2 separate regions of the Homo sapiens genome follow, and region 2 is linked to region 1. Evidence: chromatin loops called from intact Hi-C (ENCODE). Cell type or tissue: psoas muscle. All regions are shown on one strand. Region 1 overlaps MACF1 (microtubule actin crosslinking factor 1). Region 2 overlaps MACF1 (microtubule actin crosslinking factor 1).

Region 1 (5,000 bases):
TTCAGTTTTATCTTTCTTTACTCCTTCTATACCTATTTTCTTTTTAAAATAAAATATTTTAAACAGGCAGAAGAATGTAACACATTCTTATTTACCTGTTGTCTAGCTATCCAGCTTTCATTTCACAATTTACTATTTTACATATTTGCTTTAGGGCCTTTTCTTTTTCTTCTCTCTTTTTTTTTTTTTTTTTTTTTGAGATGGAGTCTCGCTCTGTCACCCAGGTTGAAGTGCAGTGGTGCGATCTTGGCTTACTGCAACCTCCACTTCCCAGGTTCAAGTGATTCTCCTGCCTCAGCCTCCCGAGTAGCTGGGATTACACGTGCCCGCCACCACACCCAGCTAATTTTTGTAATTTTAGTACAAACTGGGTTTCACCATGCTGGCCAGGCTGGTCTCGAACTCCTGACCTCAGGTGATTTGCCCGCCTCAGCCTCCCAAAGTACTGGGATTATAGGCGTGAGCCACCGCACCTGGCCGCTTTAGACCCTTTCTTAGAAATAAGACATTACAGATATAATTAAAGCCCACTGTATATTTGTCACCAAGTCCATTCCTTTCCCTTTCTTCCCAAAGGTAACCACCTCTTGAATCTGATGAATCCCGCAACTTTCTTTTTTCATTCCACATTATGTTTCTGAGAATGAACTCTGTTGATTCAAATGGGATCTATCCATCAACTCATGGATATGTCCTAAGCCTTCCTTAATGCCTCCATTTCCTCTTATTCTATCAGTCCTCTCTATTAAGTTTCTTTTCTTCAGAGGCCAGACCCCACAATCCATATTCTTGATCAGTTCCTTACCATTATCCTTGCACTCTCCACTCGCTAACCTGATAAAAGCCCAACCCCAAATCAATCAAACCACCAGTCTCTTCTGCTCCTACACTAAGGCTGCTAGGTAAATCCAGTTAGAGAAAAAAAAATTCCACAACCACATAGACAGAGCCCACTGGTTTCCAATCTCAACTGGGTCACAATACTTCCTGACAATCCTCTTGTAAATTCCCAGCCAAGTCCCTCTTCCTTTCTCCTCGGCACCATCCTTTCAACAAACCTCTCCACCTATTTCAAAGAGAAAATACAGACCACTGGGCACTAATTCTCTTACTTTCTGGCTTCGGTCCTAACAAATTTACCTCTATCCATACCTTTCTTAATCTCCTTTCCCTCATCTCCACCTCAGAAAAAAGGTGGTCCCAATTTCCTGTTTAAGGTTGTACTTTCTAACTATCAATGAGTTTCCTCCTCTTGCATGTCCACTGGGACCTTTCTCTAATTATCTCCTCCCCTTTGTCCTTGAGACTTACTCGAAAACATAGTTAAGTCCATTGTATCTTTTAAGAAAACAAAACCCTTCTTGACCATATATTTCATTTTTAAATATTGACTCTATTATATTTTTTGCTCCTATGTCCTGGCTTCTTGAAAGAGCAGTTCTGTTTCGCCTTGCTTGCCTCCAATGTGCTCCTCACCATACTAAATCTGACCTCATCCCACAACTTGTCACCAGAGGCACCAAAGACTTCTAACTTGCCAAATGTAACAGATATTTCTCAACTTTTCTTGACTTCTGAACTTCTCTCCTTTTTGGAACTCTGTTCTTTCTTGGGTTCTGAGTTATCACTCATAATTTTCCTTTTCCTTCTCTGAGGCTTCCTTAACAGGCTGAGAAGCCCCAAAAAGCCCTTTTGAGTAATCTACCCACATGGTTTCTAATACACTGATAATTCAAATCTCTGTCACTTTATGCGATAATTTTCATGTGTAACCACACCCATAGATTCATTATCCTTAACATCTCTTGAATATTAGTCTCTTTGTTTCCATTCCTCGTCATTTCTTGTCTACATTATCAGAATAGCCTCTTAACAGGCCTCTCAGCCTCTATTCTCACCACATGTCAATCCTTTCTTCATATAACTGTTCTAGCAACCTTTAAAAGTAAAACACAATCACATTTAAAATCTCTTCCCATAGCCAACAAATTAAATGCAAACTCCTCCGTATGAACTACAGGGTCCCCATAATCTGGCTCTTGCTGCTCTGAATTCTCCATTCTGAAATCTCATTATGGCTGTAAGTTTTAGACTGATAGACCAGGTGCCCCAGATGTGCCATAATCTCTCATTTAATACTCACTTATGACCATGCTTGGCCAAGAAGATCTGTGATGTTTTAATAGCTTCAGAGACTTGTTCTTTCTTTGTTGTCAGCTCTTCTGACAGAACCTACATGGTAGAAATAAAGAGAAAAAGCTTCAAAACCCAAGAATTAAGAGTCAAAAATTATTTAAAATTATTTTTTTAAATCCTAGAGAAAATATGCAGCTTAGGTCAAATTATTATCACCAATGAGCTACAGCTGATAAAAAGGTACAAGAACAAACAAGATGGCTTCTTAAGTTTCTTTAACATTTACTCAGGTAGCAATCACTTCTGGAATGGCCCACATGTGACTTCTACTATTCCACCTAATGTATTATCACATATTATTCTACCCAGGTAAACAGAGATGGACCTTCTTCTCACCTGCTGTTCCAAAATAGCTTTTTCAATGTCTGTTGATTCTTTGGTCTCGGATGAGGTAGCTTTTCCTTGTGTATTCCTCGCTAGGGTAGACACCCAGCCCAAAAGTTCTTTAACCTTCTCCACATGTTCTTGTTTCTCCTCTTCTACCACTTTCTAGAATAGGAAATAGAAAATCAATATGCTAGCAATGTCTTTTATTAGGCTGGCACGACTTCAGATTTTCTTAAATGAAGTCTTCCTAAAAACAGATACAGTTACCTAAATAAGTGGGCTGTGAAAATAACCCCAAGTATAATTTAGCCCAGCCTACAGTATTGCTCACAGGTGTTTGTGAGCTAAATTTATTATACCTAGGTTTAATACCTTTCTGAAAAATACAAACCACTGTTTTATATATAATAGGCACTCAATAATTATTTGATGCTTTTTAAAAAAATCTCTTCACATATAGCATCTTACTCATTTTCATAATTCTTAGGTTTACAGGTGAATCTGTAAGAAGAGAAGAGACTGAAGCCTACTGAGATTACATTATGTAGGTATGGATATAAAGAAAGTCTTGCTAATTTAAAAAGCAAAAGATGGTATGGTTAATGTTTTAACAGCTTTTTTTTTATAAGAGAGGCTGAATATGCAGAAACTTATTTTACAAAGACAGAAGATTTTTACAGTTACAAACAGATGACATGCTCATTACAATAAATTCAAACAAGTCTAAAATACATAATTATGTAAGTTAACGTTATTTCCCCAGAAATTTGGTATAGGTGCCTATAAACTTCTTTCTATGCCATGTCTTTGTAGTACACAGTTTTGTTTTTAATGAAATCATAATTATACATAGTATTCTAACTTCCTTGTCTCTCAAATAAAATATATATTATATAATAATTTAATTATATGTTACATATATAGCATATATTTTGCTGGTTTAAAAAATTTTTTTAATTTTTGTGGGTACATAGTAGGTGTATATATTTACGGGGTATGTGGGATATTTTGGGCTTTTTTTTGAGACAGCCTATTGCCCAGGCTGGAGTGCAGTGGCACAATCATGGTCACTGCAGCCTCAACTTCCCAGGCCCAAGTGATCCTTCCACCTCAGCCTCCCAAGTAACTGGGACCACAGGTGTGTGCCACCATGCCCAGCTAATTTTTAAATATTTTTTGTAGAGAGGGGATTTCCCTATGTCACCCATGCTGGATTCAAACTCCTAGACTCAAGTAATCCTCCCAACTCAGCCACCTGGGTACCAGAGACTACAGGCACACACCACCGTGCTGGCTAAGATGTTTTACTGTACTTTCAAGATGACTTTGGACCCAACTGTCCTCACCTCCTCCTCCTCCAGACGCCGGAGTGCATCACTGATGTATTTCACGTGCTGAGTTGTTAAAGTCACCAATGCCGTGTAGCGAGTCCTTAAGTCCATGAACTGTGGTTCAAAAGAACAATTTAAATAAATCGTCTGCCAGAAAATGAAATTTAAATAGTTCAAAATAAGAGGAAATGTTCATGCAGTCACATGTTCACCAGAAAAGTGAGCCCTAAATCAAAATGTAAGGCCCAGGCAAATGAATCTTTCCTTAAGGGAAGACAGTGGTGTATTTCCTTCCCCCACCCTCTCACCTCTTGAGTGATGGCATCTGAAGAGGAAAGCATGCGACGGCGCTTGCCAGGGGATTTCTGCTGCGATTCCACAAAGGCCTTGTATGTCATCAGTTGCAATTCATAGTCCTAGGAAAGGATGAATTTCGCTACAGTTACTCAGGGTTTTATAATTCACATACATCATGTAATAAATCATAGCTTTTTATTGCTGGAAGCGTTTTGGTGACCACTCATGCTGGAGGTTAGCAAACTTTTCCTGTAAAAGGCCAGACAGAAAATATCAGGCCATACTATCTCTCTCATTATAAGTGAAAGCAGCCATAGGCAATATATAGATGAAAGGGTGTGGTTGTTAGAATAAAACTTTATTTATGAACACTAAAAACTGAAGTTCATATTATTTTCACATCATAAAATATTATTCTTTTGATTTTCTTTTCAACCTTTTCTCATGGGCCATACAAAAACAGGTGTGTGGACAAGATTTGGCCTGTGGGTCATAGTTTGCTCACGCCTTAGTTGCAGTCTGACCAACCCTTTCATCTCACCTGTGGGGAAAGTGAAACCCAGAGAGGGGATGTGAATTTCCCTAATTAACTAAGTGGGTAAGTGTTAACAGAGTTAGGATTAGAATCTTAGATTTCTAATCCCTGAACCAGTATTCTCATTTTACCATACTATTCTGCCACTTCCTCTGCAACCCTGCAAGTTCTGCTCTAGTCCACTCTCTTCTTCTCTCACATGAAGTAGCCTTATAAGTGCGGTAGCCTCTTAGGTACTTTCACTGCTTCTAGTCTAATCTCAATTTATTCTCTATTGTTCCACCAGAATACTTTTTCTAAAACCCAAAGATGAC
Region 2 (5,000 bases), 110 kb before region 1:
AGAAACTGTTTTGGGCCAGGGGTGGTGGCTCACACCTGTAATCCCAGCACTTTGGGAGGCTGAGGTGTGTGGATCACCTGAGGTCAGGAGTTCAAGACCAGCCTGGCCAACATGGTGAAACGCCGTCCCTACTAAAAATACAAAAAATTAGCCGGGTGTGGTGGCGCACGCCCGTAGTCCCAGCTACTAGGGAGGCTGAGGCATGACAATCACTTGAACCCGAGAGGCAGAGGTTGCAGTGAGCTGAGATAGCACCACTGCACTCCAGCCTGGGCGACAGAGTAAGACTTTGTCTAAAAGAAAAAAAAAAGAAAAAGAAAAAAACAACAACAAAACTGTTTTGGGCATATACAGAGCTGGCCCATTAAAAAAAAAAAAAGCCAATATTTATTTTAAGAATCTAAATATATGAATATACTAGAAACCAATTCAAATCTTTAGTGCTGCCACAATATTTCTCCTATTCCAACTAATGTAACAAAAAAGGGACAAGACTATGAAACTGCTGAGAGTCAGTATGTCAACATCTGAGATGACAGTTGCATGCAACAGACTAGACCAACAAGTTAGATGCCCTCCACCAGCTGTGTAAATGGATGGGAAACTTAATATGCTACACGACTTGTAGTTTAAAAGTAACATGGCATGCAGTTTAACGACCCACCTTATGGAACAATAAGAGAGAAAAAACGTTGGAATAATGAAAGGTAATTAAGGAAGACCAAATCTAACCTTATTCTTGAAGAATTATTACCTTCCCACTTTTCTGTTACTTTGAATAACATGACTACAACTGAAAAGTTCTCATTAAAATTTGATGCAGAGAGGAGAGAAAAGAGCAAAACAGATAAGCATGCCTCCTAAGAAAAATCTATCTCAAACCAACTCTGGTTTTAGTTAAAGAAAGGCTTATCAATTTCAAGTGTCCTATAGAAAAAACATGGTGGGATTCCTTAACAACATCACTTCCCATCACTCTCTCACTTCTAGGTTCCACCCCAAATGAAACTGGCATAATAAACTGCACTAATTAAATTTATTCCACTAAAGTTAAGGGAAATTCCCTTACAGGTAATGACCTCAATTTTCAGCATTATAAGAACACCCTAGTCCCAATGGGGATGGGTACCTTACCTCTGTAATCTGTAATGGTGGGCGCGGTCAACACAACAATGAAATGTGACGATGTGGGGAAGACAGGAGCAGGCAGCAACAACACAAAGTAACACATTCCACAATGTGAGTGAGAGATGGGACGGAAGGTGGGGGGAGAAACTTGAGTAAGTACAAATATTAACCAAGAATATTGACTAAACATAGGAATAAAATACCCAGACATGACAACAGTACCACTAAGAGTAATATATTAGTTGAAAGTATGTAGTTACATGCTTTAAATCCCTCTGCTGGTTTATGCTTCTCTTTGGCTCTTACTACTCCTTACTCAAGCATCTTAAACTATGAGTTAGCTGGTTGCTTAAGAAAACTAATGTGCTGTTGCTCTAAAGCAAAAAAGTAACAGGTTCAATAAGTACTTTTTTGAGGCAGTCACTGCTTTTGAATCTGCAAGGTAAATTTATCCAAAATCATCTGCTAAAGGATCATCACAACATAAAGTTTTCAGAGAAACCATCAACAGACAATATATACCAGCCAAGACTCATTTCACTCTCCTTAGAATGTCAGTATGCCAATGTTCCTTGGAATAAAAATGAAGATAGGCTAAGCTTTCTGTTCTATCTACCGATCACGTATTAACATGCTGCTCTGGACATTCCTGAGCACAGAGACATACCTGATACAGAGACCTCTTGTTTAGAACAGTAGACAATTCAAGGTTATGAGTGTCAGACACACACATACCTGTGTGGACTGGGACACGGCTTCATCCAGAGCCAGGGCTCGCTGGCGCACCTCCTCCTTTATTTGGGCATACATGTTTTCTGCTTTCTGGTATTTTTCTTCCACCATTTCCCCTTCCTCAGGGTTTAATTCCTTTAGTTGTGGGCCTATCTTTAGTAGTTTGTCAATATGAGGTTTGTGTTCAGCAATAGATTCCCTTAATTGCTAGGTAAAAAAAGAATTAAACCATAATGAGTACTTTTATACCAGTTTATGTATTTAGATACTTTGATCAGAGCTAATATCAACTTTAAGAGGAACAAACAAAATTGTTAAAAACCAGCAAGGCCCAGCATCTCACCATTTGTGTGGGAACAGAAAAACACCTAAGTCTTAGGTTCTGACATTACCCAATTTAATTTTTGAAAGTCAGTTCTGATGTCTCATCACCCTAGCAGCCTTCCTGGAAACATCCTCTCTTCTCTTCCCCTACCAGCTGTGTCATACAAGTCTACTCCACACTCTTCTGTAATCATAAGTACTTCTATGTACTCTATTTTACTCTACATGGTTTAATAATTGTCTACCTCCCCAGACTGAGATACCAAGCTGGATAAGCTATGAATAGCAACATTTTTGGCAATCCAACCACTCCTTGACTTTACTGCTGACTACGTCCAGTTTATACACTTCCACTTATAAGAATAGCAATAAGCACAAGCCATAAACCAGAAATAAACATTTTGAAGTGTCATTAACTATACAGAGCAAATGTTTTTTGACATTACCTCATGGCTTTCACTCCAGTTGGTGCCTAACTAAGTAGAAAGTACTGTCCAACCATACCTTGAGTGTAACAACACCCTATTATCCCCGGAAATATTTTAAATTCCATTGATTTTTAGTGAGTTCTTTCTTTAGTTCTGTCATTCTAAGGTTCTCGACATCTCTATAATCTTAGTGTTTAATCAATTGATATTAAACAACCAAGGAAATAATTCAGATTATGTATTATGAAAGGAATTCTAACTGATTAAGAATTAACTTCGTAACACAGAACTTGCACCTATAGACACTAACAAATGTTGTTTTTAAATAAATTATAGAGACCATTTTAGAACAATAAAATGAAACTTGGCATGCTCCTTACCCTCATTTCCTCTTGTTGCTGCCTGAGCTGCTCATGATCAATGGCTGGAGAGGGTAACTGTGCTATTAGTGCCCGAGTTTCCTCAATCCAGGGGCTGAGCTCTTCATAAGTTTCCCAAAACTGGTTTACTAAGACCTGGGCCCGCTCTAGGCGGGCATAACGCTCTGAATTGAGTAGGCTAATGGCTTCATATTGCTGTATTAGAGACTCTGTCTTTTCCTATGTGAGCAAAAAAAAAAAAAAAAAGGATAAGTATTACTATTATAAACTCTTAAGAAAAAAAGTAGGTATATATACATTAAAAAGTCTAAAAGAATACATAACTAAATTATTTTAAAATATCAGTAAAGATTACAAGTGATTTTTATTTTCTTCTTCATACTTATCTGAAATTTTCTAATTTTCCTATCATACATATATTTTATTTCTATAATTTTTAAAAGATAAAAGTTTAAAAAGCAGTAAAATAGTATAAGAAAAACACAGCAAAATTAACCTTTCAGTAATGATACACAACCTTAGATATAGCATTATTATTATTATATATGTTTTTGAGACAGAGTCTCACTCTGTCACCTAGGCTGGAGTGCACTGGCGCGATCTCAGCTCACTGTAACCTCCGCCTCCTGGGTTCAAGGGATTCTCCTGCCTCAGCTTCCCAAGTAGCTGGGATTACAGGTTCCCACTGCCACATCCAGCTAATTTTTGTATTTTTAGTAGAGACAGGGTTTCTCCATGTTGGCCAGGCTGGTCTCGAACTCCTGACCTCAGGTAATCTGCCCACCTTGGCCTCCCAATGTGCTGGGATTACAGGCGTGAGCCACCGTGCCTGGCCAATATACCATTATAATGGATCAGTTTAAAACTGAACATCTAAGGGGCTACGATGGAATCTTTGCCTATCAAGTTTTGCCTGTCATTTTTCTTCTGATTAAAAAAAAGTCTCCAGAAACCTGCCATTTATGCTTCAAATGTTTAGGATGAGTAGCTCAGTCAGTTTATGAATATTTCTGAGGAAACTGTGCTTAAACATATCCTTTATGAAACAAAACAAAACGAAATGAAAAAACTTGTCTACAAACCATCTTGACCAATCCTTTTAAAACTAGGTACGACCTTTTAGAAGGATATAATGAAGGAATTAATATCTGCATATGGTTCTGAAAAAAATCTACCATAAATACCTTGAAAAGTAACTCAAAGCTTGCTCCCTGTGGAGTGAGGATAAGTAGCAATTCCCCTGTTATAAAGAAGATGGATTTGCAATATATTTCACATTATATAGGATGGCTGTTTTAAACATTTGTGGACACAGGGTTAAGATTCTGAATTCCCCAGAACATCAAGCTGGACTTTAATAACAATCATAAGAAAAGTCCAGGAGGGAAAAAGCCTTAAACCATCATTTCACAATTGTGCTTCTAATTCACCATGATAAAAACAGGAACAATATGGCAAATAAATAAATGTAATTCACCTGTAATACAGTTTTTTGCTCCTCCCCACATGTGCCAAAGATTTCACTACGGTGACTGAAGAGTTCATCCATTGAATCTTTGTGTCGAATAATGTCAATGGAGAAAGCCTTTGAAAAGTAAACTGTAGTTAAGAAGTAAAAAGACCCTTTTCCTGTTATTACTAAAGGTTAAGACAAAATCTATGAAAAAGCCACATCAAAAATTGTTCTTATACAGTTTGACACTTTGCCTATCCAACATCTTCTCTAGCTTATCTTTTTAGTAGCTTACAAAAATTTCTATCAAGGAAATTGCTAATTATGGATTAATGGGCCTATTTTTCCTTTCTCACAAAGCAAAAAAAAAAATTCTTCCTCATCTCAACCAAATACATAGAAAATTAATTTCTATTTACCATCATGCCACTAAATTATTCCACTTGACATGGGATAGTCAGAAACTCTCCTAGTCACTCTAAGTTACTGATGATTCTATTAGCTCAGGAAAGAGTGGGCACGTACCTTCTGTACCTGAAGCTGAGCTGTGGTCTG

Evidence for each region. Hi-C counts contacts between places; a loop is a spot of excess contacts. Peaks named below come from ENCODE experiments on the same cell type or tissue, not always from the same donor. Only the 100,000 strongest peaks of a DNase experiment are listed, where the experiment ranks them.
Region 2: a loop joins it to region 1, with 1.9 times the contacts of the local background. A loop is called at or near these places in 14 of 110 quality-filtered maps.

The regions. Positions count from the first base shown.
Region 1 is chr1:39,321,878-39,326,877 of GRCh38, reverse strand. MACF1 (microtubule actin crosslinking factor 1) reads right to left here. Exons shown (of 101, transcript NM_001394062.1): 32 at 4,163-4,270; 33 at 3,870-3,968; 34 at 2,533-2,685; 35 at 2,144-2,232. Among named protein-coding and RNA genes, the nearest start is that of MACF1, 120 kb to the right of the region's middle. RefSeq lists an enhancer at 4,764-4,953. In psoas muscle, no CTCF peak of the experiment used is centred here; no DNase peak of the experiment used is centred here.
Region 2 is chr1:39,432,625-39,437,624 of GRCh38, reverse strand. It overlaps MACF1 (microtubule actin crosslinking factor 1), which reads right to left. Exons shown (of 101, transcript NM_001394062.1): 67 at 4,971-5,000; 68 at 4,470-4,577; 69 at 2,993-3,211; 70 at 1,864-2,067. Among named protein-coding and RNA genes, the nearest start is that of BMP8A, 57 kb to the left of the region's middle. In psoas muscle, no CTCF peak of the experiment used is centred here; no DNase peak of the experiment used is centred here; H3K27ac peaks cover 482 bases.